2 separate regions of the Mus musculus genome follow, and region 1 is linked to region 2. Evidence: chromatin loops called from intact Hi-C (ENCODE). Cell type or tissue: left cerebral cortex. All regions are shown on one strand. Links, peaks and the distances in the headings refer to the core of each region. The heading gives the core; the rest is flanking DNA. Region 1 holds the start of Fam219b (family with sequence similarity 219, member B). Region 2 holds the start of Ulk3 (unc-51-like kinase 3).

Region 1 (15,764 bases), core at 5,256-13,255, 54 kb after region 2:
TTTACACTAAAATATGGGTGATGCAACAAAAGGATGCTCTTTGTGTGTGAATGCAGGTGCACATGGACCAAAGGATGTGCAAGGAGCTCAGGAGCCTGGGGGTTGGAGGTTCATCCTTATTCCACTTGGTTTGAGGGTCTCTTTTGTTTTGATTTTGTTTCTTTTTATGGGTTTTGGTTTGTTTTTTCACCACATACTCCTGTCTAGCTGGCAGTGAACTTGCAGAGAGTCTCTTGTCTCCCCGGAGGACTGCCGAGATTACCACCATTGTGTTACACACTGGCATTAATGTGGGGTCTTGGCATTTGACCTCAGGTGCTCATGCTTGCATTTTTGCCCAGGGAGCCTCCCTTTTTATTGCTGTTCTTGTTTTAAGACAGGGTCTCCACTCTGTAGCCCAGGCCGGCCTCAAATGTGTGGCACCCCCTCCCCCCTTCAGCCTGTGAGTGCAGTGATTATAGACTTGAACCACCATGTCTGACTGGATGTCCCGTTTGACTGTTTGCAGGATTCTGTTGCAGAAGTCTTGCTAATGCAGGGGCTAACATAATTTGGGGCCTAATACCTTCACATATTTTCTTACAATGCTATTCACACATTTTAACCCAATTCATAGGCACTCACATGGCCTAAGCTAGGAGGCTCAGCCCTAGAGAGCCAACTTCCATGGCGTACTTCACCATCTTATTACATGACATTTCTCTGTCTCTAGACTGCGTGGAATGCATGGCATGTTCGGACAATACCGTGCGTGCTGGCCTGACACCCAAATTCATTGATGTGCCAACCCTGTGTGAAATGCTCAACTACACACCTAGCCCCAGCAACAACAGGCTGTTTGCCCCAGCACAGAGTCAAGATGACCCCTATCTCTCTATCTATGATCCTCCTGTGCCAGACTTCACTGTTATGAAGATGGAGGTAAGTAGGTGGACCAGGAAGGTTCCCTGGGTAGCATGTGAAGCTTACATGGGGATACCTGGGGCTGGATTTCCTGTCAAGCCCACTTAGTCGGGGCAGCCACAGAGCCCATCTGTCTCTCTGCCAGGGACCAGATGTGGGCCTTCGTAGTGCCAAGAGCTTGAATAATGGGAAAGGAGGCAGCAAAGCCCCCAAGGTGGTCTAGAACCCAGGAGTAGAGTGCAAATTATACTATTCTATCACTTCTTTCTGACAGGTCCCTAGCTCTGTCACTGAATACAAAGTCTCAACACTAGACTCTGCCAGCATCCTTCTGATGGTCCAAGGGACAGTGACAGCTATCATACCTTCAGCCCATGCAGAAATCCCTCTGTACCGTGGTGGAGTGCTCTTCATTGCAGCCAATGAGAGTGTCTTACTGAAGATTACTGTGCCCAAGGATCTGCTGATATTCCGGGCCTGCTGTCTGCTGTAGAGACTAGTTCTTAGTCTCTCTGCCTACCACTGTATCCTGGCCAGCTCCATATTTCAGGTGTAGCCCAATCCCTGTCCCTGTTGTGCACTCTTTGAATGTATACTGGATTAGAAGCAGTAAATTTGGCATTAGTAACTCCAGGAGCATGCCCAGGCTGGACCATCTTCAGGACAAGGTTTCTGTATGCATGAAGCCTGAGGCCTGCCACTCTTCTGTACCCTCTCAACACTGTTACCTCTGAGCCAGTGTGTCCACCAAAGAGGCAACCACTCTGCCCTAGCTGAGGTGTTAGGCTAACAAAGCATGCATCCCCCAGCATTAGCTCAGCATGCTCTCAGCTGCAGAGAAGGGAAGGGAAGGGAAGGGAAGGAAGGGAAGGGGTAGGCCAGTGGACTAATGAAGCGTATTCCCTCTAGCTCCGTCAAAGTAATTAAAGATCACTTGTGTTGAGGATACAGAGTGAAGAGCAGTCAGCCTTTGGTATGCCTGTCCCTGATGTGGGAGGAAGGAGCTCTCTGATGATGTCCAGGTTTGGTTTGAATTCTTCATACAGCTTCGTGGGGGTGGGCAGGCTGGATTCCAGAATGCTTTTACAGGAAGGGGTGGGAGAGGAAGCCAGCTCCAGCCTCAGTTGGACAGCTTGCAGGGAGGCCTTCTGCTCCTGTAGTTGACTTTTTCTGAGACTGTCTTCATGTTCCAAAGGTTGGCTTTGGAGCTCTGCTTCTGCTTCCTAATGGCCCCTGGTGTTTGCACATGGTATGTATGTGCACATGGTATGTATGTGCACATGGCATGTATGTGCACATGGCATGTATGTGCACATACATGCACCTGCGTGTTACTCCTCAAGAACCATCACCTTTTTTTGAGACAGGGTCTCTCACTGGTGCCTGGAACTCACCAGTTCAGCTAGACTGACTAACTAGCAGGTCTCAGTGGTCCTTCATCTTGACCTCCTCAGAACTGGGATTACAGGTGTGTGCCACTACTTTTGGCTTCTTATTTGGGTGCTTGGGGTGAGGGCTCAGGGATTTGAACTCAGGTCCTCATACTTGCATGGTAAGCACTTTAACAACTGAGCCATCTTCGTAGCCCCTTTATGTATTGTTGAGGTTATCAGACAGCTCAGGCTAGTGCTATGTATTGGGGGCTGGAGACACAATTCAGCAGTTAAAAAGTACTTGCTGTCTTTGCAGAGTACCCAGGTTTCATTCCCAGTTCCCATGTGGTGGCTCACAATTGTAACTCCAGTTCTAAGAGATTTGACGCCTGTTCTGACTTCTATGGACTCTTGCACCTGCATACATGTAGTACACACACACTTAAGTGTACCCCCCCCCCCCACATAAGATTAAAAAACCAAAGCTGGCTTTTAATCCCAGCACTTGGGAGGCAGAGGTAGGTGGATCTCTTAAATTTGAGGTCAGCCTGGTCTAAGTTTGAGTGAGTTCCAGGATAGCTAAGGTTACACAGAAAAACTGTATCAAACCAACCAAACCAAACCAAGCCACCCACTGCAGCACAGTACAGCTCACTACCAGGACTGCATTTATTATAACAGACTATGAAAGTGCAAGGCAAGAAAGAGGACTGAGGGGCAGTGTAAACAAACGTGGGGGAGGCACAGGCACTCCTGAGGAGGCTCAGACGCCCTCCTTCCCAGGGACAGCCTCCCGCAGAACACCCAGCCCTTGGAATTAAGGCAGTTAGGGTGTGAGCACCTCTGTGCCTTTATTGGTGTTATTTTTGTCTGTCCCCTAACAGCTGCCCATTTCTATCCCTCCTAGCTGGACACTACTGAGCTTTTTCCACAAGTAATGCTTTTCCACACGAGGCCACCTAGCTCGACAACTTTCCTTCCAGGGACAGTTCTAGCCAAGTACAACTACCCCAGAGAGTGTGGTTTCTTGGGCACTGCCCACCCCCAGGAGCTGCCAAATGTCCAGGCTACTCTGTTTTAACCAAACAGAAATAGAACTCCACACTTAAGTTCCACAAGCCCTTGTGGCCTCACTGAGCCCTACCACCAAGTCTTTCTCTACTCTGTACTATCTCTGTTCCCTCTGCACATGAGGACTCCACCTCTGCAGAGCCCTAGAAGCCTGGATATGGTCTGTGTTCCTTCCCTGCAGGCCATACATAAAGTGCTCAGAATGAGATCCTTGCACAGAGTTGCAGACTCCCACTGTAGAGCCCAGGCAGCATCTATGACCCAACCCAAGAACCAAGTAGATGTGCCTCTGGCTTCTGTCCCATCTTCCTTCTTGTGATGCTGCCAAGCAGTCGAGTAAAAAGCCCCTAGACATAGTATACTCTTTTCAGCCTTCCACAGCCTGAGAGCAACAACAAAACCCCCTGCTAGGCACTGGCAACAATCATGAGAACAGATTTGTGGCCAAGTAATAGGGAAAGCCTTATCTTTTGATCTTACCTTTTTTGCTACTACCTATGAAAGGACATAGCAGGCATATCATTTCTCCTAAGCCTCCAGTAATCACTGGACGGACAGTCACATGTGGTGCCCAACCCCTAACTCTGACTATTGCCGCCCCTTATGCTGGGAACCGTATCTACCCCAAGCCTCACCACACACCTGGGTAAGATAAAGCAAAGAGGCCAGGCAGTGGTGGCGCACGCCTTTAATCCCAGCACTTGGGAGGCAGGGGCAGGTGGATTTCTGAGTTCAAGGTCAGCCTGGTCTACAGAGTAAGTTCCAGGACAGCCAGGGGGCTACACAGAGAAACCCTGTCTCGAAAAACCAAAAAAAAAAAAAAAACCCCAAAGAGGAGGACCCGGGCAGAGGGGGACTGGGAAAACTAGATTCCAGGAAGAGGCTTAGTACTGAGTCTCAGGCTTGGGGCTTAGCTGTGTTCTCCCAGAGGCTTTTTTTTTTGTTTTGTTTTGTGCATCAGCCCTAGCCTTGCACAGGCTAGGCAAGTGCTCTACCAGCCTGTGAGCCCTGTGCTGGGGAGAGAAATGTGCCTTGTTAGAGGGAAGGCCTCCTTGCACTGCAGATTCATCAACTCAAGTGGGGTCCAGGAGCTGGCTTAAGTCTCCCCTTCCCATCCTGTCTAAACATTTCCATGTAGGCCAGAGTCACACAGCTACACCAGGACACCTCTCATCCATCAATACTTCTCAAAAGCTTACACAGCTAAACATAGGAAGGCACTAACTTCCCAGCAGCTCCCTCTGCTGGTAATAACAAAAACTGCAGATTCCTGCCAATCCAATTTTTACCTCAAAAAAAAAAAAAAAAGTCGGAGAAACTCTCCAATGCCAAGGAACTACAGATAAATAAACATATACAACAGAGCAGTTCTCTTGTAACAGGGGAAGGGCCAACAGAGTTACTAAGCCCATCCAGACAGCAGGGCCAGCAGAATGGTCCAAGTTCAGAGGTTCTGAAAGCCACAGGCCCACTCCATCATTAAGTTAGATTCCTTGCTGTAACCTAAGGAACAACCCACTTGGCGCTTCCCAGCTGTATTCTTTGAGATTCCTCCTGCAAGCCATAAAGTGCTGCTCTCTGCCTCTCACCATACCCCCAGCACAGCCTGAGTGAAGGAGTTCGTTCTTTCTTCTCCCTCCTCAGGAGGAGTCAGAATGTCTGTAAATGGTTTTCTTAGCAATCAGCATAAGAACCTCAGGAAGTTTCTCCTCCCTTATTAAAGTGGCTTCCTGAAACTGCCCCAGTGGGAACCTGCCGACTTCCACCTATCACCTATGACCCAGACGGGGGCCTCTGACATGAGAAGCACCAGGTGAGGGCTCCTGTAGGCCACTGGCCTCCCCAGAGGTCAATGCCTCCAGTGGTTCTAGGCTGGCGGTGATACCCAGTGCACTGAGTATCACTGTGAAGGGCCATTGGGGCCATCGGCCCATCCTGGAGGGCTATGGCTACTGGAGGGTACAGGAAGAATCCCCAAGGCAGCACCAGCAGCAAGAACACGCGGAAGAAGCAATAGGCTTAGGAGGAATGAGGTCCAGGTCCTCATCATCTGGAATCTCATCCAGGTGATATCCATCCTGCAGCAGCTGCCGGCTCACATCCTGGTTCACCTGCTAAAGGAAGAGGACAGAAGTGTAAAACAGGATGCGAGGCATACAGAGCTGCTGCCTAAAGGCAGGTCCCTGCTCTACCTAGCCCCAGGCCTCTGCACATCCTGCATTACAGAAGGACGGCCCTTTCTGTGCAGTGTCTTTCCAGCAGTGAGGAACTCCCCAGAGGCTCACTGAGAACCAGCCAGGCTTCTCTTTAAAAATCTGTCACCCAGATATCCATATCAAGATTGAAGAATATGGGGCTGTCCTCTGTGGTGGTACATGCCTTTGATCCCAGCACTTGGGAGACAGGCAGGCAGTTCTGAGTTCAAGGCCAGCCTGATCTACAGAGCGAGTTCCAGGACAGCCAGGGCTATGTAGAGAGGAAGGTTGGCAACAGAAAACTAGGCTTGAGTATTAGAGGTATATGTGGAACAGTAGAAAGTGGTAGGGGGACAGCATTGCTGCTAGTTCCTTCTGTGCTGGCAGGGCTAGGTTCCTGCAAAGCCAGCCTGCTTTCACCAGGGTGCTGGTAGGCAGGACATCAATGATGCTAGGACATTTTTAGACTTGTGATTCTTGACAGAATTTCCTTAGTTTTTGACAATCTTAATGTCTTAGACATATAAGGAGGGTACAATGTGCAAGCTGTTTTCTCCTTTGCAAAACTGAGATTAACCAATGATTCCTAGGAGAATAAAGACGAGCTACCCAGTGCGGCCATGTCCCTAACTGCAGCTCATTTGTACTTGTACTGGCACATGGTACCATGCCTGGCTGAGAATTTTCTGTCCCTTTGGTTCTCGCTGGGACAATCACTCTAGAAAGATGTCCTAAAGACCAGCCTAGGAGGTGTGCTCATACTATTGCCAGAGATGGAACTGAAGAAAGCAAGCTCAGTGGAAGATGGGTGGGGGAGGGTTGAATGCTGACTCAGAGAAAAAAAGGGAAGCCTTGAATTACCTTTCAACACTGGAAGGCAAACCTATGACCAGTGGGTCCAGGCTGCAAGAAACAGAAGACCTGGAAACTACCCAAAGAGGGCAGCAAGCAATGTTTCTTAGATGTAGTGAGTGACCAATCACAAGAAGCATTCCAGCACAGTTTATAGACACTTAGCCGGAACTTAGAAAGAGGATTCCAAGATTATGGACTTGACATCACTTCTAGCTCTGAGGATATATAGTCTCCTGAATTTCAACAGCCATCCTAAGATGCCTGTCTCTCTTTGCTTAGGGAAGAGGGAATAGTGGAAGACTAGGGAGCAAAGTGGAATCTAGCACCGTGCTGTGCACACAGCAGGCAGCACAAACATTTTGGCAGTGGTGGGTGGTGACCTGCCTGCAGCCTGACCCTGCACAGATAGGCGCTCTGGACTTGCCTCTGCAGAGGAATACCCGGAGGAATATCTGGATTCCAGCTCCCCATCACTAGGAGAAGAGGAAGACAATCAGTTCAGGGGACATCTCTGTGGCACAGCTGCAAATGGCGAGGGCATGCAAGGGGGTCTGAAGGACTTGTGAAGCAAAGACTGCACACCAGAGAACTCAAGCCCAGAGTCCCAGTGAGCACCAATGGCTCCCGCAGGTGATTCTCGCTAAAAGTGCAAGCCCAATAGGACAGGAACACTTCCAGCCATGCTATCCCTGGAAGGGACAGCAGTCAAAAGAGAGCAGCCCTGGAGTGTACATGAAGGGCCTCGGGGGAGAAAGGCAGCAGGCAAGGGCATCAAGCACTCTGCTGATCTATTCAAGTCACTGCTGACTATTTCCAAGGAAAGCACTCACCTGTCAGAGTCGAGGGACACCAGGTTTTCATCTGGACTCTGGCTAAGAGCAGTGTAGCCCTTGTTAAACTTCACTGACCTGAGATGGGGCGGGGAAGAAAGCAGAGGCATTTCACAGGGAAGGCCAGAGCCCTGATCCCTATGCAGAAAGAACTGAGTGGACTATTCCAGACTTTCCTTCTACCCGGTCACAGTCACCACGAACTGCTGTTCTATGCAGTTGGCTCCGGCTTCTCGGATTCTTTTCTGGCCCACTCTACTGCACTGAAAGCTCCTAGGAAAGGCCCACCTCCCCATTTCAGGAACCAGGTAAAAAGCTGCATCTTTCCACCTTAGCCTGGGGATCCCAGGCAAGTCACATTTGAGTTTCAGCTATAAACAGCTGTGTGAGGTCTTATTCAGCTCTAAGAGGGTACCATTCTGCCTTTAAAAAACAAACAAAAAAAACTCCAAAAATACTGCACGGGCTCTCCATCTTCACTCCCGGGACTCCAGCAACCATCTCATCCTTTAATGCTATCCTATCTGTGCACTGATGCAACTCCCCTTTTACAAAGTCTATTTTATGACTTTTCTATTTTGCACAGTCTTTTAATAAAGAGTAGAGGTAGTTCCAGTTCTCACTCTCCCACCCAGCCCCATCCCTCCTAGTTCCCATTCTTAAGATACCAGCAAATAAGCTAGCTAGCTCAACCTTAAACAGTGCCCTGATTCCCAAACAGGAAGGGATAGGGCCTTTGAACGCTGCTGACAGAGGAAGTAAAAAGCCCAGTGAGACCTTTTCCCTGAAGAATCGGGTCGGTTCGTCAAGGCACCCAGCATGCCCTTTCTCCGCAGAACGGCCTTGGCATGGTCCCGGTGCTTCTCTGGAAGTCAAAGGGTCTTATGTCAGCCAGGTCTTCCCCATTCTGCTGCTTTTCGGACTGTCGGGGACAGGAGAGGGCTGCACCTAAACCCCCTCCACTCTGGGGACAAGATCACGGGGCTCTAGAGACCAACCCCAGGCCACAGCAACCCGCTCGGGCAGAGACCCTTATGCAGCCCACTGCACTCACTCAGCTTAGCCTGAATGGAAGGTGCGCGTGTCACCAAGTAGGGTCCCCGCTTCTCCATGGCGGGGGGCGGGCGTTCCCCGAGCCGGAGGCCCGCGCCGCCGCTCTGTCCGGAGGGCAGCCCCGCAGTTCCTGCCACGCTGTCGGGAGCCGCGCCAGGCTGAGACCCCTGGGTGGACATCCGCACCGCATGCCCGCGGAACTCCTCGGTCGCCATGACCGGTCCCGCCCCGCTCCGCCAGTGGCCAGACCGGCGCGGGGAAGAACGAATGACAAGACGTAACACGCCTTTAGAAAGATGGCGGCGCGCAGGCGCGGGTTTCCCTTGGCGCTTTCCGGCCGCCTGCTGCGGAGAGAGCATCAAGGTTCCGCCCTACCCGTCAGGAACTGGCCAGCCCAGGTCTTGCCTTTCAGGTACTCTGAGACCCGAAGTCTGTCTGAGCCTGTGGATGTGCAGGAAAGTCAGTTCAGTCTGTAGTCAAGTAAAATGACACATGGTAGGCTAGCGGGTTGTGCCGACCCAAGTCGCGTTGCAGGCCTCTTTCACCGCAGCCGGGGCTCCTTTAAGACCAATACAGGAGGGGTCGGGCTCATATGAAGGGGCTACAGGGCTCTTCTCTAGAAAACAGGCCTGGGAGGGTCAGGATTTACCCACGGCATCCTACACAAATGCCACCGGTTTTTGGTTTCTTGCCTGTCCGAGACCTTGGCAACAGCTGGCTCTTTTTTGTTTGTTTTTTGTTTTTTTCCGAGGCAGGTTTTCTCTGTGTAGCCCCCTGGCTGTCCTAGAACTCACTCTGTAGACCAGGCTGGCCTCGAACTCAGAAATCTGCCTGCCTCTGCCTCCCAAGTGCTGGGATTAAAGGCATACACCACAGCTGGCTCTCTTTAGGCATATTTCCACACTTAAATACAACCTTGGGGCTGGAATTATATAGCCCAGAGATAGACTTCTTGCCTGGCATGCAAAAGGCCTCCCTCCCTCCCTCTCCTTTTCCCTCTCTCTCTTTCCTCTTCTCTCCCTCCCTCTTTTGGTGGTAAAATGGGAAGTTAGGAATGATGGTGCACACCTGTAAGCTCAGGTCAAGGGAGGTGGAGGCCGAGTTCATGACAAGCCTGGGCTATAAGTCCTTGTCTTAAAAAAAAAAAAAAAAAAAAGAACGAAAGTCCTGCAGTAGCAAAAATAAATTGGACACCAGCAAGCAGGGTGAAAGTGCACTCTTGAGTCTATGTGGCAGGGTACAAGGCTGTGTCAAGACTCTTGACTCTGGCCCCCAAGGGATGTGCTTGTGTCTGGCTGGAAATAAGCTCCAGATCCTTGTAGAAACTGCCAAATATCGCGAGACTGTTCCATGGCTAACACATTGTCAAAGGGTAGGTCAATATTGTACAGCCGAAACCCAGGGACAAAAGAACAAAAAATGCTGCATAGGAGAAAAAGAAGCATTTGGGATCAGAGCTTTGGGAAAAAAAAAAAATCAGATTTGATAAAACCTATGCTATCTTGTGAATTCCACCCCAAACTATCTGCCGGACTCCTTTTATTTTTAGGCAGAATCTCGCTATGTAGCTCAGACTGGCCTTAAACTCACAATCCCCGAGCTTTGGTTTCCCAGGTACTGGAATTGCAGGTTTACACTACCATTCCCAGCTGTTGGAATTGCTTACTTCCAGAAACACACAACTCAGTTTATTGTTCAGCTGGGGAATACAGCTCAGTTGTTGAATGTTGCCTAACACACATGAAGCCGAGTTCATTTCCAAAATAAGTGAGACAATTTTGTTGGAGTAAGATCAGTATCCACAAGATCTGGCTAATCCACAAAACTCCAAGTCACCGGACTGAAGCTGGCCTGAGAAATCAGGTGAAAGAAATAATCAGATATGCCAAACCGGTTTCATCGGTGTGACAGCATAGCTCTCTATGCCTCAATAATAATAATAATAATAATAATAATAATAATAATAATAATTCTTCCCCCCCCCCCCAAGACAGGGTTTCTCTTTGTAGCCTGTGTTGTTCTGGAACACACTGTAGACCAGGCTGGCCTCAAACTCAGGAATCCACCTGCCTCTGCCTCCCAAGTGCTGAGATTAAAGGCCTGGGCCACCACTGCCTGGCTGCCGTAATTCTTTTGTAGAAAAAAATAACCAGAAGTTACCTGTATTGGTCAGTTTTGTTTCCTGTCTCCCTGCCCTAGGCTTCTAAGCAGAGCAAAGTAATCACCCAATCCATTCGTTTGTTTCTGCCCCTGTGTGGCCTATAAACAAACCTTCCAACTCTGCTCTTTGGAAACAATGAAAAACGAAGTTGCCTAATTTTAGGGGTGGGAGTGGAGGACCCAGGATGTACTTGGCAGTAAAACATTTTCGCCTTGGTGACAATCTTCACCCTCACTGTTAAGTTGTAATTTTGTCTCAAGAAAAGTGCTATTTGGTAGATAAGAGTTTAACACAGGTCTGAATCTAAACCCCATTTCCTACCTTACTGCTACATTCTACTGTTTGCCTTAACCTGGTAGGAAGATATGAAAAGCTACAAGATGTCTCAGCCAGAGGCATTTGCCACTATGCCAGACAAACCAAACCTGAGTTTGATTTACTTAGTGGAGAGAACTGAATCTTTTAAGTTGTTCCCCTGAACTCCACACACTCATTTAAACGAAATAAAAAAACTTGAGGGGGGGCCTACAATATGGCTGATATGGTGGCAAATACCTTCAATTCCAGCGCTCAGGAAGCAGAGCACGCAGATCTGAGTTTGAGGCCAGCCTGGTCTAGAACAGCCAGGGCCACACAGAGAAACCCTGACTTGAAATACAAAACAAAAAGCCAGGATCATGTCTCCTGAGAGGGATATAGTTAAAATTCCACATAGCACAGAGGGTTTTTTTGTTGCTGTCTGGCCCGGAACTATGTAGACCAGGCTGGCTTTGGACTTAGTGGTCCACATGGCTCTGTTTCTTGAGTGTGGAGCTAAACACAAGTGCCACCATGAGTGAACTGCAAGACACGCAGATTATAGGATGGACTGGACTATGCAAAAATATGAACTGTATTTTATACCTTTTTTTTTTTTTTTTTGCTAGATAACTTGTGTGCACAGGTGTGAAAGTCAGAGTAACTTTCACGATTTGGGCTCTCCTGTTGTGTAGCTGTGGAGACTGAACTCAGGTCATCCATCATGCTTCAGAGCGAGCACCCTCGCCCACTGAGCCATCTTGCTGGCCTGAAAGCATATATTCTTCAAAGTTGATTCAAAATATGTGGAGTTGGGAGGGAAAAAGTCAGGAGCTGGTGGTAGGTGGGAATGTATAAAACTACCCTACCCTACCTCAGCTAATGAATGGTCTGCAGCAGCAGTGCTCAACCTGTGGCTCACAACCCCTTAGGGAGGGGTGTATGTCAAAAGACCCTTTCATGTGGGTTGCCTAAGACCATCCAAAACCAGGTATTTACATTACAATTCATAACAGCAGCAACATTGCAGTTATTAAGTAGCAATGAAAGTAACTTCATGGTTGGGGGTGGGGGGATTCCTGCATCAGGAAGTCGAGAATACTGCTCTATAGTCTAAAGATGCCCTCTTCTAAACAAGTCAACCTTCAGCCTATTTTATACTCTAAGGACCTTCCCTGGGAAACCTCTCCCTTGCAGCTTCAAACTGGAAATCCTTCCCATTAGTTTCACTCTTGTTATGGTCCAACGGCTCGGTCTCCCTCCCTGCTTTCCTTCCTGTTTGTTGCTCTGTTGTCAGCGTTGGCATGTCTGGTACAGGAGGCATTCAATGTCTGTAGCATGAAGACCATTACAGCATCACCTTATACACAGTCTATTATACACCTGGTAGGTAGATATGAACTGTTTTCTCTTTGGCTCCATCCATGGCCGTGAGGAAACAGACTATTTTAATAAGTCTGCATTCTGTATTAAGAGCCTGGATGGGTGCGGGGCACACACCTATAATTCTAGCGCTGGGAAGTAGAGGCATGAGGGTTAGGAGAGCTTCGAGGAAACAAAAATCCTTTCTTCCTGCTCCAGTGGTAAAAAGACCAAACAGATGACAGTTAGGTAACCTTTAGGGTCTAGCATTAGCACCCTATCCTAATTCTTAAGGCTTTAACTAAAATGGCACTTCCTTTAATGCCTTTTATGTTCATAGTACCTGAATGTATGTTCACAGAACTTCTAAATTTGCTATATTAGGGAGGAGTTGTTTAATATTTCTTAATGTTTCTTCCTACAAACACAGAATTCTCTAAGAACAGGACATCAGCATGAGTCCCTGGGATGAGTCATCAAAATAATATCTGGAGGAACATGAAGAGTGTCTGGAGGAAACTAAAAAGCAACAGCATGGGTTTATTTTAAAATATTTTTTCTTCTTACTCCTCTTCCTCCTCCTCCTTCTTTTCTTCCTTTTTTTTTTTTTTTTTTTTTTTTGAGACAGGGTTTCTCTGTGTAGCCCTGACTGTCTGGAAATTGCTCTGTAGACCAGGCTGGCCTCAAACTCAGAGGTCTACCTGCCTCTTCTTTCCAAGTACTGGGACTAAAAGTGTGTGCCATCACCCCCTGGCCAATTCTTTTTTAACTTACTTATTTATTTTATGTATATGAGTACACTGTCGTTGTCTTCAGACACACCAGAAGATCCCATTACAGATGGTTGAGAGCCACCATATGGTTGCTGAGAATTGAACTCAGGACCTCTGGAAAAGCAACCAGTGCTCTGAACTGCTAAGCCATCTCACCAGTTCCCCAATTCTAGTTCTTAACCAGGGTATGAGAGGTCTTCTGGTAGGGGAATCAAATTTTATTAAAGGTGAGAGTAAAACTAGACCATAGTAGGTTTCATGGTTGAACAAATGTTGAACATGCTGATGTTCACGTTGAACAAGTTTGATGTACATCTTTAAAACAACAAAAATCAAACTTACTAAAACTCCCCGCAGCATCTACATTTAACTTAATACTGTTTTCCTGTTGGAGTAACACAGCCGTACTGCTGTCCCACAGACCTATAAGCAGGAAGCAGTGAGAAGCTTGCTGGGATTATGGAGCTCCTGAAGTTAAATAGGGCTGTTCCCTTAGTACTTTCAAGGAAGGAGTAAGCCCCTTTCTCTAGTCTTTAACCACAATGCCTGCAAACCAATCACAGCAAAGACAAATACTCTGATGTCTAAGCTAACAAGGTGCTGCCGAGAGCAGGCAGAGAAGAGCTGGCTGCTGCACAGCACTTTTCTCCACATCACCTTGCTGACTGTCTTTAAGACTTTATGTACCCTTGGCTGACCTCAAACTCAAGAGATCCACCTGTCTCTCTCTGCCACCCATGAGCTGGGACTAAGACTGTGCCCCCATACCCAGCTCAGCCTCTGCTTCTCAATGCAGACAACATCACAAGACCTAATTTCAGTTCAAACTCATTTCCCTTTATTAAAGTCCAAGTTACTATTACATGGTTTGATACTCAAAGGAAAATTTGTTCAAATAAAACATTTCCAGGCAACTGTTTCAATCAAGTAGCAATAGCAGTTAAGTCCTTAGGAAGCCCATCTGCAGAGAGGGAGAGAAAAAAAAAAAGCACAGAATTAGCCAGTAAAGTGCTAAAATGAAGACATTTTATTTAAAATGACCTTTGGAACTACAGCCCCAGGAAACAGCCTCCACCCTGGAGCACTTCCTGCTTTAATACAGCCTCCGTCAATTTACAAGGGCCTGACTTTGTAGCCTCTTCATCATTTACACCACTGGTACTTAGCCTTTTTTTCCTAATCAGAAAAGTTTAAAGCCAGGTAATCCTAGCAGTCAGAACAACATAGACAGGATAGTAATTTCAGAGCTGATCAAGATGGCTGAGCAGGTAAAGACACTTGCTGCAGAGCCAGACAACCTGAGATGAAGCCCTCGGACTGACATGATAGGAAAAAACTGACTAGAAAAAAATGTCTTCTGAATTTCACACCGTTGCTGTGGCACAAACACACACAAAAACCCACAGGACAGTGCTGCCATCAGCCCACCACTCTTTGAACTGCTACTTACCGAAGGGAGTTTACACTTTGTCAAGGCCCAGCTCCTCTGGAGTGGAGATTCCCAATTCATTTAAAGTTGGTCTAAGTTCCTGGATGACATAGGGATAGATTTCCTTATGAGGTCCTGCTTTGTCCTGTTGGCAATGAGAATAGTCTGTTAACAAATGAAACTGCAGGGCTGGGGTTAGACCTCAGTTGATAGAAGCCCACCAGCTGTTCAGAAGGCCTTTCAGTTGGGCCTCAGAACCACAACCCAGGTGTGGACTCCTGTAATTTAGTAGAGACAGCTCAAGTATGAGAAGCTCAAGGTGGTAATGACAGAATTTTGAAAAGGTAATTAAACATGCCCATCAGGCATCAGAAGAATTAAATTAACAGAAGGGAAGTTTCTTAACTTGCTTCCAATTTAAAGGACTGACTTTATCAACTACCAGTGCTGAGTGGACGGACAGCTCCAGAATCCTTAATTATCTTAGTCAGTACAGATAAAGTATTGTCACTTTCCCCTTACAAACCAAAAAAAAAAAAAAAAAAAAATTTATTTAAATTACACACACACACACACACACACATTTACTTATTTTTATGTGCATTGGTGTTTTGCCTGCATGCATGTCTGTGTGAGGATGCAGATAACCTGGAACTGGAGTTACAGTTGTGAGCTGTCATGTGAGTGATGAGAATTAAACCCATGTCCTTTGGGAGAACAGACAGTGCTCATAAACAGAGACATCTATATTTTTTATTTTATGTACACTGGTGTTTTGCCTGGATGTCCGTGTGGTGTGAGGATGTCATCAGGTCCCATGGAACTAGAGTTACATACAGTTGTGAGCTGCCACATGGGTGTTGGGAACGGAACCCTGGATCCTCTGAAAGAGCAGCCAGTTAAGAGCACCAGCAGCTCTTAGCAATTGAGCCATCTCTCTAACATTAAAAAAAGGGCGGGGGGGGGGGGGGGCTGGTGATGGCTCAGCAGGTAAGAGCACTGATTGCTCTTCTGAAGGTCCTGAGTTCAAATCCCAGCAACCACATGGTGGCTCACAACCATCCATAAGGAGATCTGACTCCCTCTTCTGGAATGTCTGAAGACAGCTACAGTGTACTTACATATAATAAATAAATCTTTAAAAAAAAAAAAGAAAAAAAAAACCAAAAAGACAGGCTCTCACTATACTGTAGCCCTGGTTGTCCTGGAACTTACTATGTAGACTAGGCTGACCTCAAATTCAGAGACCACCTGCTTCTGACCACCAGTTTAAAACTCCCAAGTGCTGGAATTAAAAGCATGCCTAGATCCTTAAATCATTTTTATAGACTATGTTCTTTCATGGATAACCACACTTAAAAGGATATTGTGTACTAGGCCATATCACCAGTGTCAATAAGTGATATGGCCCACCTATTCTGGAACAACCTTAGCATCATTTTTTTACTGACCTTAACAACCT
Region 2 (15,764 bases), core at 2,867-10,866:
AGGCTCTGGCTCAGCACTGGGCAGGCAGGAGCGTCTGTCCTCTGTCCCACAGAGCTGAGGTTCCAGCAGGGTCGGGGAGCTGTGGAGCCCACTGTCCTGCCTCTAACCCTGTGACTGCCGGACATTGCTAGTTCTAGTCTGTATGAGGCATGGGGAGCCCACTGGCCTGGGTCCAGGGCACAGTAATGCTGAGGCTGCCTCTGTCTCAGCAAGACCTGTGCCTGCATTTCTGTAGCCAGGAATGTAGGTTGGACACAGCTTTGTTTCTGTGTCTCTGTGTGTTTGATAGTGTGAATTACTGTGTGTGTGTGTGTGGGGGGGGTTGAGGTGGCGGTGGGGGCTGGCCAGATGATGTGCCTCATGCCTCCTGCCTCCTCAGCCTCATAGTTGGGGCCATTGTCCTCTTAGGGAGGGCTGGGACAGCAACTTGGCCTCTGGGGATGGACTCCTTCCTTCCAGACAACCTTATATCCTTTCCTATATCCCCAGTTGGGGGAAACCAAACCAAACCAAACCAAACCAAAAACTAAGGAAGGTGGGGGAGGCGCAGGCTGGGCCCAGAGACACCTGGGTCCTGTGGTCTATTCCAAAGGCTCATCTGTTCCTTCCAGGGTAGGTCCATGGGAAAATAGGAGGTTGAGGTCGGGTGCTGACCTTGGCTTGGTCTGGTAGTGGGAGAGTGGAGATGGGAAGGCAAGGGGGTGCAGCTCCTAGACAGACATTTTTGAAAGCCTTGAAGTGACAGCAATTCTCCACCTCTCATAAGGAAAATATTTGAAACACAAACGTGAAGTCTCCTCTAGGCCCGTGCCACTCGGAAAGCTCTCCGGATCCCGCTCCCTGTTTGTTCCAGCTCCCAGGCTGCCTGCCTCCCTGCTTTGGGGTGGATCGACGAGAGCTGCCTGGAGGACATCAATTCAATGCTCGGGAGAGCCTCAGACTCCCATGCTGCACCTCCTGCACTGGGTGTCCCACATGGGCCCATTGCTCAGACACCCTGTGTAAGAAGCTCAGGTCCTTGTTCCCAGCCAGCTGGCCGGTATGGCCATCACAGTAAACAGTGGTCTGGAGACAATTGCCCCTCTCCCTTCCTGTCTTGTGAGGGTCACCCATCCTGTCATCCTGTCCCTTCCCAGCCAGCCCTCTCCAGTCATCCCCTCCTCTTTCTTTCCTTATTTTTCCTTCCTGAAACTTTTCATCTACTTCATTTCCAGAGAAAATCTCAAGTATGTGTTTCTCCCTACAGTTGAAAATAACATTTTATTGTACTTGTGCTATATACCAGGCCTACACACATTGCCTTGTGAGTCTTACTGGGCACGTTCACCAATAGCCCAATTGTACAATCCAAGCATTGGGCCAAGGAACAGAACTAACAGAGACTTCAGCAGCTCCCTCACCCTATAGGACACTGCTGTACACTGCCCCCCAATGGCTAGGCCAAAGGCGTCAGGGGAATTCATTCTGTCTTGGTCCCTCCTGTATCAGACCCAGGAAGATCTGGGGATCTTTGGGGGACTAGATATGAGAAGGAACCCTAAAAGATTCTCTTTTCCTAAAACCCAGCTTGCTCATTCACTGTTGGCCCAGAGTCAGGAGGCTCCTGGGAGTGTGCAGGGCGGGATGGTCTACAGGGGACTGTTCTAGAGGGCTACCACCTGCCACTATGCCGAGGTATGCAGAAATAAGGCCTCATTGGGCTCCCAGGTCTATCCATCCATCCTGACGCCCTGCTCCCAACAACACACACTAGGTGGTTGGCAGGAATAGTGGCAGTCAGCAGGACTTCTGGGTCCCAGAGACTAAAGGCAAGAGGCAGGTGTACAGTCACTTCCCTCTGGGCCACACTAGTCAGGCTCCCCAGCTTCTCCTGGTATGAGCAGGATCACTTCACCTATTTTTCCAAGGCAAGAAGAAATGCATAAGTATGGAAAATAATTTAATAGAGAAACAATGAACTATAGTCTTTACATACATCCAGCCTCTAGCAAGGAGGGTGTTCCATTTTGCCCTAAGGAGGCGGTTAAGGGCAGAATGATTGAAAATCACCAGTATTCTCTAACTTTAGAAATAACCCTTCACACACACACACACACACACACACACACACACACACACACCCCACACACACACAGAGGAAGAAAGAAGAAAGAAAGAAAGAAAGAAAGAAAGAAAGAAAGAAAGAAAGAAAGAAAGAAAGAAAGAAAGGAAGGAAGGAAGGAAGGAAGGAAGGAAGGAAGGAAGGAAGGAAGGAAGGAAGGAAGAAAGAAAGTCTCAGTGCCTGTCATTTGGGGGTCATTTGTGGCAGAACAGCTCCTCTGCTCCTTATTCAAAAATCAGCCTTCAATAAGAATTTGAATAAAAATCTGAAACAAGATGATGACCTGGGGGAGGGGGTGTTTAAAGAAGAAAAAAAAAAAGAGCAATCTTCCAGTAACTCCAGATACGTAAGTTCTTCTCCAGCTCATACAGGGTATAAGCTGTGGATGTATCCATAGCTTAATAGGACAGAGGGGAAGACCCAGCCAAGACCCAGCTCTAGCTCAGGGTCCACCATGTGACTAGTGTGGCATATCCCCTCAAAGAGAGCTGTAAGTGGGGGTATGAGGACCCCTCCTCCATGCCAAGGCAGGGAAGGTCTGGGGTTCTCACATGTATTCCACCTTTACAAAGGGCATGACTTTCATGCATGAAGGATTGTCTTAAAGAACTGAAAAGGATGGCAGCTCTGAGCTCGCAGGAAGACTGGAGAGGTCTGAGAGCCGAGAGCATACTGTCAGGTAGGTAGTCCCTGAGGGTATCCGAGTGTCCCATTCCAGTGCAAGAAAAAAAGTAGGGTTGGAATAAAGGCTCCCAGGGAGGGGTGGCCCAGGTACAGCAGCTGTCTGGTAGCAAGTGTCCTGAAGAGGCATGACGTCCTCTTTGCAGAACAAAACACAACGGGGTGATGGTGTCCTGAAGCCGGACAGGCTTAGACCAGCAGTCACCTAATGACAAGGTCACATTCAAGTAATTCTCCCAGAGCTTAGTACACCTGCCACCAGACGCCCCAAGGGTGGAGAACACTCAGAGGAATGCTGGGAACCAGCATGTGGGAGCTGCTCGTCCAGGAAGGTCCCAGGTGTGCAGGTGTCAACCTGAGTTGGTAATGCAGCTTCTCTCTAGGGTTGTGCTCCATCCGCTGCTCCTTCCGGTGTCACTGCAGTGTGCAAGCTAACAGAGGTGAAAGAGGAAGGTCAAGCTTGGGTCTCTTACAGGAGAGGCAAAACCCTGTTATAGGCTGTCACACCCCAGAGCAGGACTCACAACTACGAACAGACTCCGACAGCCCCTCTTTGTCCAGACTCTCCGCTTCCCAGTGAGACTCCCTTATCTGTGGGATGTCAAAGCAAAGCGAGGGGTAAGATGGAGACAGCTGGACATCAGAAGTCAGAGCCCACATACAACCACAGAGAGGAGGAACCCACAAGCCACTGCCCAGTGAGGCCCGTTCGTGCCCACCTTGATCTGCTCCTTCAGGTATTCAGCTCGAGCCATGAGGTTCTGAACCTGCCAAGAGACGACATGGGCAGACGTGAGGAGGGTTCAAGTGCCTCCTCACCCCTGCTGCGCCCCAGAACCCTCTGTCTCATTAGAATGGCCTTGTCTCTGATAACACTATCTGTTCCCTGTTGTAGGAGCCCGGCAGACTTTTGGTTTAATCTAGGCACAGAAGTCCTGGGTCACTGACCTCACAATTCTGAGGCAAGGAAAGTCCATATGCGATCTATTTATGTCCCACAGACCTGAGTAGGAGGAGGGAAAGGAGCACTTCTCGACTCCCACCCCTACCTCGGTGTGAAGGAGCTCCCGCCTTCGGCCTGGGGCCTCTGCTGTAAGGAGAGCGGAGATGGTGAGGACAGGGTAACCAGAGGCAGGGCCCGTACCAGTGCTGGGGCCTTACCTGCCAACAGCACTAGCAGCTCCCCGAGGCTGTGCTGGTACAGGTCCAGGGCATCCTGCTCTTTGCCAGCTTCCTCCTCCTACAGCCAGAGGGGCGACACACCATTCTATATTGTGCCTTGGTGTCCTTTCTGTCCCACCCGGACTCCTCCCATTGAGCAACGAACCTTGGCCAGGGCAGCTGAGGCCACTTCCAGGGCAGCCAGGAGGCGTGGTTTGTCACGGGCCATCTCTGATGTGAGAGTAAAGGCTCATGGTGAGGGAGCAGCCTGTTGTTTTCGCATAGGAAGGCCCTGTCAGTCCCTGCTGTGATGGAGTGGGTTGGCCAGGACTTGTGCACAGACAGGGACAGAAGCCTACCTCGAAGCAGCTCTTGGACAGTTGTGCCCTGTCTTAGCAGGGCCTGATTGGAGGAGGAGACAATGGCTTTGAGCTCCTCTGCCCGGGACACATACTGTCCCACCTGTAAGAGAATGTGGGGCTGAGGGCTATCCCCCTATCCTGCACCCACCTCCAAGTTTGCCTCTAGTCCTTAGTGACTGCCTCACGCTAACCATGGCAGCCACCCAACAAGCTAGCCTGGCCCACCCACTTCCCCTAGCTCTATCTCGTGGGAGAGGTTTCAAATCTAAGAATGTCATTTGCCAGAGGCTCTGGCATCATCTCTGGTCTCTCCTTTCATGTCCACCCATTTTCTCCTGGGGAGTTCACCCACCTTCGCCTTAATTGCCTCCTTCCTCTGGGCATCCACTTCGTCTGCAGAAGGTGAAGGGTTCATATGAGGATGCTGTCCTGAAAGCCTACCCCACAGTAAGCCCTTTGCAATCTTCAGATACTCAGTTCCACGTTGATCTTCTGCACCATCTCCCCTAAGCTCTGAATGGGGAGCCTGACCCAACTCCTGCCCCCCTCTGCACACAGGTTATAGGAATGGCCTGGTTCTCACAGTGTAGCGCAGGTACAAAGAAGTCCAGAGCCTTGCAGTAGAGCGACAGGGCAGCGGCAGCATCCCCCTCCTGGTCCTTCTTCACAGCCTCCACCACAAGGGCCCTCTGGGGGGGAAATTGGAGGATCAGCAATCAGACCTACCTTCCTAATGCCACAGCAAGTAGCATCAGTCAGCAATCCCACCCCTGTGCCCTGTGGCAACCTGCTCTACTTCTGTGAGCCGATCACCTATTCACCACCAAGAGCAGGCAAATGAGACCCAGCCCACCCTATCCCCATCAGTCTGCTTACTGCCTGTGCCAGGCTCTCCCCACTGGGCATGTGCTCCAGGTCCACCCAGGGATGGGCAAAGAAGTCCTTGAAGGAGATTCGACGGGCGGGGTCCCGCTCTAGAAGTCGCTGCAACAGGTCCCGGCAGTCTAGGGAGAGTTGGGGCCGAAGAGGGAGCTACAGAGGCATAGAGCAGAGACACATCACAGAAGGCTCCAACATCTGAGCCCAAAGCCCAAGGCCTGTTAGGAACCCCCATAAGGGTACGTGTTTGCTGTGGGTAATCTGAGTGGATCATGGCAAGTCCCGGTGATGTGCAGGAAGAGAGCCAAGCATCCTTTATCAGTCTCCTATCAAATGGGTATTTGCCTCCAGCCCCGGACTATGGGAAGATTGGGCCTGGTCATTTGTTGCCTGTCGTGGCTGATATGGATCCTCAGGAACGGACCAGACTCTAGGCTTCCACCACAGAACATGCCCCACTGCCATGAAAGGCCCAGAGCCTGCACTGCAGTGCTGAACAAACTTCTGGGCCTTGAGTCCCTCAATCCCCGGTGGATGCCTAGACCCTGCCAGACGCACCTCAATCACCCGATTGCTGCGAATCTTTTCTTCTAGCTCTGAGAACGATCTGGAGGCAAAGGGGGGCTGCCCAAAGAGGGCTTCTGTGGAAGAAGGCAGAGGAGGGGCCGGAAGGGAACAGGGTTAAGTCTGGCCTAGCTCGTCCACAGAACGGGGACCAAAAATCCCTCAGAGTAGAGCCCTTAATTCTCATCTGAACCCAGGAGAGGCCCAGAAAAGCCTGGCCCAAATACAGAGTAACTCTCAGGGTGGACAACAAGGGAAGAGAAGTCTCACCGTACAGGATCACCCCCACAGACCAGAGGTCCACACGCGCATCATACTGCCGCCGACACACCATCTCAGGAGCCATATAGAGCGGGGAGCCACGGAGCACGTGTTTTTCGTCCCACGGGGACATGTGCTGGGCAAAGCCAAAGTCTGCAGGCAAGAGGGCAGGCCCAGGGTTCAAATCCCAGCTGCTCCTATGAGGCCAGTCAGGGCTCCTCCCCACCCTAGACTCACCTGTACTACTCCCGCCTCCTCCCCTGTGCAATACTCCTATATCCCTGGGGGGGGGGGGGCGGCTCGGGGAAACCCTCTGCATGGCACATGGCCTCTTAAGCACCTTTTCCTTAAACCTATCTCAAATACAATTCCACAGAAAGCCCCATCCCAGCCCCAGAACTAAGTTACGTCATGATCACTGGCCTCCAAACTCAAGCCCATTCTTTATATCTTACCAGAACCACAAACACCTGTCCACTGTTAAGTGTTCTCCTCAGCCGTCCAGACTGAGCCCTAACCCTAAGAACAGAGCTCACAGACTGATCCTGGATGCTGGTCACACATTGGCACTAGTTCCAGACTGAACCCCAACTCTAATTCAGACTTGATCCCTAGCTCCACCCACCACCCTGCAGGACAGAAAGTGTGGGCAGCCTGGGAATGGGTGCTACCTTTTGGCGCCGGGCTCAGCTCTACACCTCCTGATCTGTCACTAATGACTTAACAGAGCGACCCCTGGGAACCAGGCCGCTGAGGAAGCAGCACAGCCAGGAGCTCACTGTTCACCCACTCTAAATGAACTGCCACCCTGCTGTTCCAGACGCAGACCTGCCAGTTTCAGGTGGGGCTTCTCCAAAGAGCTCAGCAGGATGTTCTGCGGTTTCAGATCCAAGTGAGAGATGTTTCGTTCATGCAGGAACTGCAGGGCACTAGCTGAGGAGTCAGCCACCAGAAAATAAGTCAGAGCCTCTTTCCCACCTGCCTCTCCCCTCCCCAGGCCTCCACCTATCCCCGTACAGCTCTATTACTGCAGCGCTGTTCTGGCTGAGCTACAGAATATATAGAAGCAACAGACTCTGGCTACTTCTAAGAGTTCCCAAGTGCCTGTTCTCTGTACCCTTCATAAAACCACCCTCCCTTCAAGGAGCCTCCAGAAAAGCCCCAGCCCTTAAGGACGTTGCATTCTCCCTCACTAAAGCACTTGGGTTCCACCTACTGGGCCCTGGAAGATGCCACAAGGTTCTTACATCATGTTCTCCATGTGGAAGCCTGAATTCCCTACAGATGCTAGGGACACAACATGGCAGACTGCAAAGCATTGGGATAGGGGAGAAGAAGCCACGGGGTGTGTCACAAGCTTTTTACCCAACTGCTGCATGAAAACACGGGCCACCTTCTCAGGCAGGATCCTGCGGGTATGAATGAAGCGAGACAGGTCACCCCCTGCACAGAACTCCATGATGAGGTAGATATTGTCATTGTCCCACTGTGGTTGCAAGTAAAGAGAGAGAGCGTGAGTTCCAGGACAGCCAGGGCTATACAGAGAAACCCTGTCTTGAACCCCCCCCAAAAAAAGGGAGCGAGAGAGAGAGAGAGAGAGAGAGAGAGAGAGAGAGAGAGACAGCTTTAGGCGCTGTCCCTTCTCCAGCCGCCTTTGGAGGCACCCCTTCCTGGGCTCAGACCTGGAAGTCTTTCAGCTGCACGATATGGGGGTGCCGAATGCCCTTGAGGATCTCAATCTCAGTCAGGAGGTTTTCCACTGACGCCTTGTTGAGACTCTTCTTGGCCACGCATTTTATGGCTACCACTTCCCGAGTATCCTTCTGTGGTACAGAAAATTTGGGGTGTCTGTTTTGAAGGGGCCGACCCCATGGGCTGGAGTGGGCTCTGAGTCTGCAAACTTTCCCCTGTTTGGAGTCTGTCCACTCTCCATGGACCTCCAAGTTTCCCAGCTTCCACGTCTCAAATCAACGAGGCATCCGGATTCGGGAATCCCACCCCAGCAAGTGTTCTCCAACGCCGTGCTTCTAACCCACCGCATCACTTTCTAGAGGGGGGGCGGGGAGGGTTAGGGGGCGGGGGATGTCACTATTTAAAGAGCTATCCACTCTGCATTCTAACTGGTGCTGCCTCCTGGGAGTCTGACCCCAGACTCCTCCCAGCCCCTAAGGCAACTTCCGTGCAGAGCCGGTTCTTCAGCCACTGACACAGAGATTCCCTTAGGTCATCGCCCGCACCTCCAGACCAAACTGGCGTGGCTGTTTTTAAAACCTAAAAGGGGCGGTTAGCTCCAGCCTCCTCTACCAGCTTGGGCAGCCACTGTGGCCTTACTGCTCTCAAGGCGGTCGCCTTTCCTGCTCAGCTTGGCCCGTGACCCAGCCGGGCTTGCAGGGAGTTGGCTGGCACGGGAGTCGGGTGCCCGGCGCCGGGACACCTCCGGCACGACCCGCCCACACCCACCTTGGCGTAGGCCTTGTACACCGTGGCGTACGTGCCACTGCCCAGGCGCTCGGTAAGGATGAAACCGTCCAGCCGAGGGAGACCCCAGCTGGGCCCAGCCATCCCGCGCCCGCCGCCAGGTGCTTCCTGGTTCGGGGTGCAGGTTCCGGCCAGCAGAGAAGCTGGGGGCGCTCGAGGGGCGGCGAGGCGGGACTCCGCAGGGCCCCGGCGCTGCCCGCCGGAAGCGCGGCTCGACACCTCCCCTCCGAGGCTCCTCCCCGCCGGCAGCGGGCTGGGTGACACCCTCTGCCAAGGATTGCCAGGCAGGTTTCAGACACTGAGGCTTTAGTGGGTGTAGAGTTGTGTCGAGGACTGCGGACACGATCACATGGGAATGGCATCCTAGAGACCACCTACGTAGGGGGCGGGAGGAAGAGCCTGGCTCACTCCCTGCCCTTCAAGACCAGAAGCAGTGGATATGAAAATCCCAGGGCCCCACAGGGTGACGAGGGAGAACGGACTCCAGCAAGTTCTTCTCTGATCATCACACGTGCTCTGGCCCTTATTCATTCGTTTATTTGGTTTTGGAAGACAAGGTTTCTCTGAGTAGCCCTGGCTCTCCTGGAACTTACTTTGTAGAGCAGTCTGGCCTCGGAGTGCTGGGACTAACGGTATGTGCCACTATGCTTGGCGAAAAACAATTTAAATGCCTTTGGAAGAGACCAAGTTGCCATTGCCAGGGTCCTCGATTCTGCCTTTCAACTCTTTCCCTAGAGTTGAGTGGTCTGTCGTCCAGCACAGCTCAGCCACCAACAACCTTAACTGTCACCTCACCTATCTTAGTAGGCCCTTAGTCTGTACTTCAGTAGGCTATAGCCCTCCCAAGTCCACCATTGACATCAGGGCCAGTGCTGTCCGAAAATCTTTTTATTTAAGCACAAAAATTGAGACATGACATATACATCTGTACATGGAGGAAAATAATACCAGGAAGTTTACAAAACCCCGGTGGCTGACATTACCACTTGGTGGCTCTAGGGCTGACAGCATGAGGGTAGTCTCAGGAGGGCCCCAGTTCCCAGGGGCAGGAGACTGGCCAGCTTGGTGAGCTCTCGCAGTACTGACAAAACACAGGGTCCAGGTTTCCACAGCGGCTTCTTAGGTGCCACTGCAGTGACACACCCGTGGAGCCCCCAGGACAAGTAGAAAGGGACCTAGACTCCATTGTGGGAAGAACCCTCAGAAAGAAGGCTCGGCAGTCCTGCCTGCAGGACATAGTTCAGGACTGATTTCTTCCAAAAGACCCTAAGCGTTTTAAGAGGTGAGTATTGCTGAAGATAGGCAGGGGCCAAGCTAAGGCAGAGGGGCAGAGTCCCTTGGGAGGAGAGAAGCCAAAACAAGCAGACATCTACCCTCTCACAAGACTGGTAGAGGCTGGGCAGGACTTGACTTACTTGTCTTCGTCCCCTCCTCATCCCCCAAGTCTCAACCAACCCCACTTACTGTACATTCAGAAGTCTGAAGAGAGGCTAGGGAGGGCCCCCAGAGGGCACAAGGTGCTATCACACATGAGTCGTAGCAGGCACAGGGTCATGACTCGGTTGTGAAGAACACCAGGAGCTCACCGGAAGAGGACTTGGGAGACTTCTGTGCTCCCACCCAGAACACAGCTCACCTAGAGTAGAGCCACTGGGGGACTTAGGAAGCCCAAGCATGAAAGGCAAGGTTGTGGAGACCCAATACACATGGAGCCTGTAGAGGGAGGGAGTGAAGTACAGGGTGCCTGTGGAAAATCCCCAGTACAGTGAGCCCAGGTTGGCCCATGATCCCAAGCACATGAGTCCATTTGTTTTCAGGGAAAACAGTCCCATTGCTTCCAGACAAAATCAGACCAAGCCACCATTAGAAAAGGAAAGACAGCTTTGTTATTTTTTCTTTTCCCATGTGTTTTTTTTTTTTTTAAAGTCCTTGTCCCTTCCTCTCCTTCCCTCTTGTAGAGGAGAAAGCTGACTACTGAGGGAGGAGCAGGGACAAGACAAATCCCTGCCAGGTCTGTGCTGGTGTAGTCACTGCATAAGGCACCCGAGGAAAGTGCAGCTCAGAAGACAGTTGACAGAGAGGCCAGGGCTCAGGGAAGGAGAGTCGGGAAGCCTAATTCCCCTGAAAGGCTCCTCGGGCAGCAGATGAGGCAGCCCCGCGAAAGGTTCTGCTGCTGAAGATACCCTGGGAGAACTCTTCCTGGGCCTGCTGGAAGCTGGCTCCTGTTCGGCGGTAGAAGGCGTGTACCTAGGGAAGGAGGCTGGGGTGAGAAGAGCCCAGAGCAAACCTAGCCATCAGGGTATGGTGGCAGCCACTGGAGGGGTCAACCCTGCCTGGCTGCTTACCCATAGCCTTGGATGAGGTGCTGGGCCCCTGAGAGCTTCAGGAGCAAGGCATATTTAGATTTGTGCCTGCCCAGGAGAGATGGGCATTTTACTGGGGTTCGCTGTTGGCTCTGTCCTACTTACCCGCTGCAGGAGGAAGAGTGAAAGCCCAGCACAGAGGGTAAAGAAGCCAGCCACTACCATCATGATGATGGTCACAGCTAAGGGCCCATTTTTCATCGTAGATAGGGCTGCAAGCCAACCACTACAAAAGGAGAACGCAGAGGTGAGGTAAGATTGAGACTCAGAAGTCCCCAAGAGGAGCACTTCTCCCAAATGGCTGTGTCCTGACCACCACCTGGACATTTCCCAGCCGCACAGGGAGCCTTGTGGTTCAATGACCTTTCTCTGTGAGTGAACAGGCTGTGAGTGCTGACAGGCCCACACCGGCCCAGCATGAGCTCTCCTGAGGTCTCAGAGGTGGGGTCATGTCTTCCTGCCCAGTGAGGTTTGGAAAGGAGATACAGCAAGCCCCTTGCCAGGAGCAGCCCAAAGCTCAGTGCTGCTGACTGAGGGGGGGGACTGGGAAGACCGGGCTTTCACAGAGGACTCTGGCGAGAGGAGCACTGGCCAGCCTGTTGCCTCTACTCTGTCACCTCAGTTGTTAGTGGTTGTCACCCCCCAGAGCCTCAGTGTCCTTAGCTGTAAAGGGATTATTCTCACACTACCTGATGTCAAGACTTACAACAAAGCTACAGGGATCAAAGCAGTGTCGGAATAGCGGGAAGAGCAATGCCATAGGCTTCAGTGTCCAGATGTACATATTTTTAGAATTATTTTCTGGGGATTGGCAAGATGGCTCAGCGGTTAAGAGCATTGACTGTTCTTCTGAAGGTCCTGAGTTCAAATCCCAGCAACCACATGGTGGCTCACAACCATCTGTAATGAGATCTGACACCCTTTTCTGGTGCGTCTGAAGACAGCTACAGTGTACTTAGATATAATAATAAATAAATCTTTAAAACAAACAAACAAAAAAAAAAAGAGAGAGAAAAGAACACTGACTGCTCTTCTAGAAGTCCTGAGTTCAATTCCTGGCTACCACATGGTGGCTCACAACCATCTGTAATGGGATCCAGTGCCCTCTTCTGGTGTGTCTGAAGACAGCTACAGTGTACTCATATACATAAATAAATAATTCTAAAAAAAATTGTTTTTCAGTTTTTTTTTTTCTGTGCATTGTTGTTGTGTCTGTGTGAAGGTGTCAGATCCCCTGGAACCAGAGCCACACACAGTTGTGAGCTGCCATGTGGGTACTAGGAATTGAACCAGGATACTCTGGTATAGCAGCCAGTGCTATTAACCATCAAGCCATCTCTCCAGAACCCCCAATCTATTTTTTAGGGTCCTAAAACCAAGGGGATAGAGAGGTGGTTCAGTGGGTGAAGGTACTTGATGCCAAGCTTGGTGGTAGAGTTTGATACTCAGGACCCACATGGTGGAAGAGAAGAACTTATCCTGGAACCTTCACATACATGTCCTGGCATGCATGCTCCCCCTCCCCGGTCTCCTGATAAATACAAGGAATAATAAAAAAAAAATTGTTGGGGCTGGAGAGTTGGCTCAGCAGTTAAAAGCACAGACTGCTCTTTCGAAGGTCCTGAGTTCAATTCCCAGCAACCAACATGATGGCTCACAACCATCTGTAATGAGATCTGACACCCTCTTCTGGTGTGTCTGAAGACAGCTACAGTGTACTTATATATAATAAATAAATCTTTAAAAAAAATTGTTAACACCCTAAAGGGAAACTGATGGTCTCTTTACAAATGGTATCTGAACAACTGATCCTTACTTTAATCATACATGAAAATTAACTCAAAGTAGGACAAAGATTTAATTGTAAGACCTATAAAACTCTTGGAAAGGCTAGGCATGGTGGTACATGCATTTAGTCCCCAGTACTGGGGAGGCAGAAGCAGAAGAACATACATTCTAGGACAGCCAGGTCTACATAGTAACCAGGATGACAAGGACCACAGAGAGACTCTGTCTCAAAAAAACAAACAAATGAACTTGTAGAAGAAAACAGGAAGTAAGTTTCATGACACTGAAGTGTAACACTAAAAGCAAAAGCAGCAAAGAGCACTGCAGAGGCAGGAAGCAGCTCCGCAGGGGAAGGAGTTGCCACTGCATCTGACAGCCCGAGTCTGATCCACAGAACACACACAATGGAAGAAGAGAGCTGACTCACAAATCTCAACCTCTGCTTCCACATTGAGGTGTATACATGTGACCCCACATGAACACGCATGGACACATGGGCATACACATACACACAGAGAGGAAAGAAAATGATCACAGAAGGTCTAAGGGAAGGCAAGAACAGGCAGGAGCCAGCTGAGCTTACTGAGTTCAAGGCAGTGAAGGCAGGGTCAGGACCAGACCACAAACCTCAGACTCTGTCGAGAGTGCAAATATTAATTGTAGCATGCCCCACCCCACCCCACCCCACCCCATTTATTTGTTTGTTTGTTTGCTTTGAGCCACTGTCTTACTATGTAACCCTAGCGATCCTAGATCTTTTTATATAGACCAGGGTCGCCTCAAACTAAGAGATCCACTTACCTCTGCCCTCCTGAGTGCTGGGATTAAATGAGTGTGTTACCATGTTCAGCTTATTTGTTTTTTGAGACCCTGGTTCTCCAGGCTGGCCCAGAACTTATTGCATAGCCCAGGCTAACCTTAAGCTTCCAGTCATCCTGCCTCATCTCCCAAGTGCTGGGATCACAGACACGGGCCACCCACACTTAAAGTAATAATGAAGCTGGACTATCCACCAAAAGGGTGGGGATTAGGACACAGAATAAGGTCACAGGGTGGCAGGACGGCAGTGTGCTCAGGCTCAGGGTGCCAGTGTGATGGATGGCCAGTCCTCTCCTTACACTCTGTACGTGCTCCCTGCTGTGACAAGCAACTAAAATAGTGCCACCCTCCCAGACTCCTGCTCTCAACCCCATCATTTTGCAATGTTCCCTGTGCACTGGTATAGAAAAGAAAACGCCAGCCATCAGCTTTTCTTTCGGCAATTAACTCTGAACTGAGGACCGAGGTGCCAAGAAACTCAAACCAGCTATATGCTCCAGAATAGCAAGACACCTCTCCAGGGAGGCAGACACCACCTTCTGCAATCACAAGGCCCTGAGAGAAAAAGTAAGACGGGAGCTAAGGCTGTAGCTCCACTGACAGAGTACTTGCCTAGCACACATGAGAACTTGGATTCCATCCCAAGTTCCACATAAAACAACAGGTACCGCCTAGATGCAGAATGACAAGAAGTCCAAGGTCATTTTCGGGCTACATAGTGAGTTTAAGAGAGCTAATGTGTAAGTCAGGGGCTTCAAAGGCCAGGGATCCATCAGCCTCTCTGAGGATGCACTAAGAGTAAAGCAAGAACTTGCCAGACAGTGGCAGACACAGCCCTAAAGGCCTAACCCAAACTGGCAAGGTGCTTAAACCTGAACTCTCAGCTCTCTGGAGACAGGCAGGAGGATCACCATGAATTGGAAGCCACTCTGGCCTATAGCAAGTTCCAGGCCAGAGTGAGACGCTCTCATCTACACACTCTGGAATGAAGAGTACAAGGAAAGACAACTACTTTGGTAAAATAACAGAAAGCTGGGCTGTGGCTCAGGGACAGAGTACTTTCTAGCATGTGCAAGGCTCTGGGTCTGACCCCTTGGATCCCCAAAAGAGAAAAGGACCAGGAGAGAGGCATTGCATAGAGTTTCCATGGAGATTAAAACACTCCGTCCTAGTGTACTAACAACTCAAAATAGCTTCAGGAAGTCCCTGAAGTTGACCGGATTCAGTTGACCAGGAAGGGGATTACCCCTTCCTGCCAAAGAAGGTAATAAAAGCTGAGTGTTCCCCTCTGACGAGAGAGACTAAGCTAGAAGAATGCTCTCAGGCAAGCTGACCTGCTAGGAGGACTCCTGAGACCGGGCCAGCTGCCCGAGAGCATGGGCCAGAGAGTCATTTGAAAAGGACACTTCTCCACGCTGCTGAGCTACCTTCAGGCTGTGCTGTCACCCATGCTGGGGTGGACTTTGATGATACAGCTGCCTTTGAGTTACTTCTGCTCCTGCAAGTTACCCTTCACCCATATCCTTGTAAGTAACCTCAATAAAACTCGTTGGTTCACCAAGCTGGACTTTGGTGGTACCACTACTTTGGTCTATCTGAGCTATACCCTATCTGAGCTGAGTGGATGTGTGAGTTGCAGGAAATGTTTCATCACACAACCCACCACCGTTTGTCCACCATGGTCCAAACAGGCTTGCTGGGAGCTAGGAAATGGCGAGGAAGCCGAGCCTCGGCTCAGGTCTTACCTGGTCCCCAAGTTAGGCAAGCCAATCAACTGGATGAAGTAGATCCCTATTTGACAAAAAAATACAAAAAAGAACACGAAGAAGCTGAAAGAGTTGTCAGACCTGTGGAGAGAGAAGGAGGTAAATCATAGAGGGCCTGGGGTCAATGAGACAGCTCAGTAGGGAAGGAACTGATGCTCTGTGTCTAATCCTGGAACCCACAGGATGGAAGGAGAGAACTCTCTTCTGACATACTTATATGCCCTGTGGTACCATGTATACACACACACACACAGACACACACACACAAGCTGAAGATGGAGAAATGAGAAATGGCTCAGCAGTTTAGAGCATGAGTTGCTCTCTTCTAGAGGGCTTGGGTTGGCGTCCCAGCATCCACACGGTAGATGTCACAACTGTCTCTAACTCCAGTCTCAAGGGATCTGACACCCTCTTCTGGCCTCTAGACACAGACACAGACACACACAGACACACACAGACACACACACACACACACACACACCGTGTAAACTTGGGTGGGAGAAAAGATACCTGTGGAGGAACAAACTGGTTAAAACTCCTC

Evidence for each region. Hi-C counts contacts between places; a loop is a spot of excess contacts. Peaks named below come from ENCODE experiments on the same cell type or tissue, not always from the same donor. Only the 100,000 strongest peaks of a DNase experiment are listed, where the experiment ranks them.
Region 1: a loop joins it to region 2, with 2.7 times the contacts of the local background. A loop is called at or near these places in 10 of 42 quality-filtered maps.

Annotation. Positions count from the first base shown.
Region 1 is chr9:57,530,352-57,546,115 of GRCm38, reverse strand. It overlaps Fam219b (family with sequence similarity 219, member B), which reads right to left and starts at 8,588. Exons shown (of 5, transcript NM_001166364.1): 1 at 8,282-8,588; 2 at 8,005-8,092; 3 at 7,228-7,305; 4 at 6,822-6,870; 5 at 2,929-5,461. The coding sequence starts at 8,495. The coding sequence ends at 5,297. Cox5a (cytochrome c oxidase subunit 5A) reads right to left here. Exons shown (of 5, transcript NM_007747.2): 3 at 15,754-15,764; 4 at 14,324-14,447; 5 at 13,689-13,834. The coding sequence ends at 14,334. It overlaps Mpi (mannose phosphate isomerase), which reads left to right. Exons shown (of 8, transcript NM_025837.2): 7 at 713-921; 8 at 1,178-1,848. The coding sequence ends at 1,396. In left cerebral cortex, for the core only: no CTCF peak of the experiment used is centred there; DNase peaks (open chromatin) are centred at 8,058 and 8,580; H3K4me3 peaks cover 2,229 bases; H3K27ac peaks cover 1,673 bases.
Region 2 is chr9:57,582,392-57,598,155 of GRCm38, reverse strand. Scamp2 (secretory carrier membrane protein 2) reads right to left here. Exons shown (of 9, transcript NM_022813.3): 7 at 15,203-15,304; 8 at 10,956-11,076; 9 at 9,358-10,734. The coding sequence ends at 10,600. Ulk3 (unc-51-like kinase 3) reads right to left here and starts at 8,704. Exons shown (of 16, transcript NM_027895.1): 1 at 8,470-8,704; 2 at 7,692-7,832; 3 at 7,375-7,495; 4 at 6,838-6,942; 5 at 6,019-6,162; 6 at 5,743-5,825; 7 at 5,182-5,337; 8 at 4,889-4,994; 9 at 4,658-4,698; 10 at 4,303-4,405; 11 at 4,110-4,174; 12 at 3,944-4,022; 13 at 3,832-3,872; 14 at 3,502-3,549; 2 more. The coding sequence starts at 8,571. The coding sequence ends at 3,197. In left cerebral cortex, for the core only: CTCF peaks have their summits at 7,225 (motif pointing left) and 8,631; DNase peaks (open chromatin) are centred at 6,684, 7,236, 8,038, 8,711 and 1 more place; H3K4me3 peaks cover 1,506 bases; H3K27ac peaks cover 1,628 bases.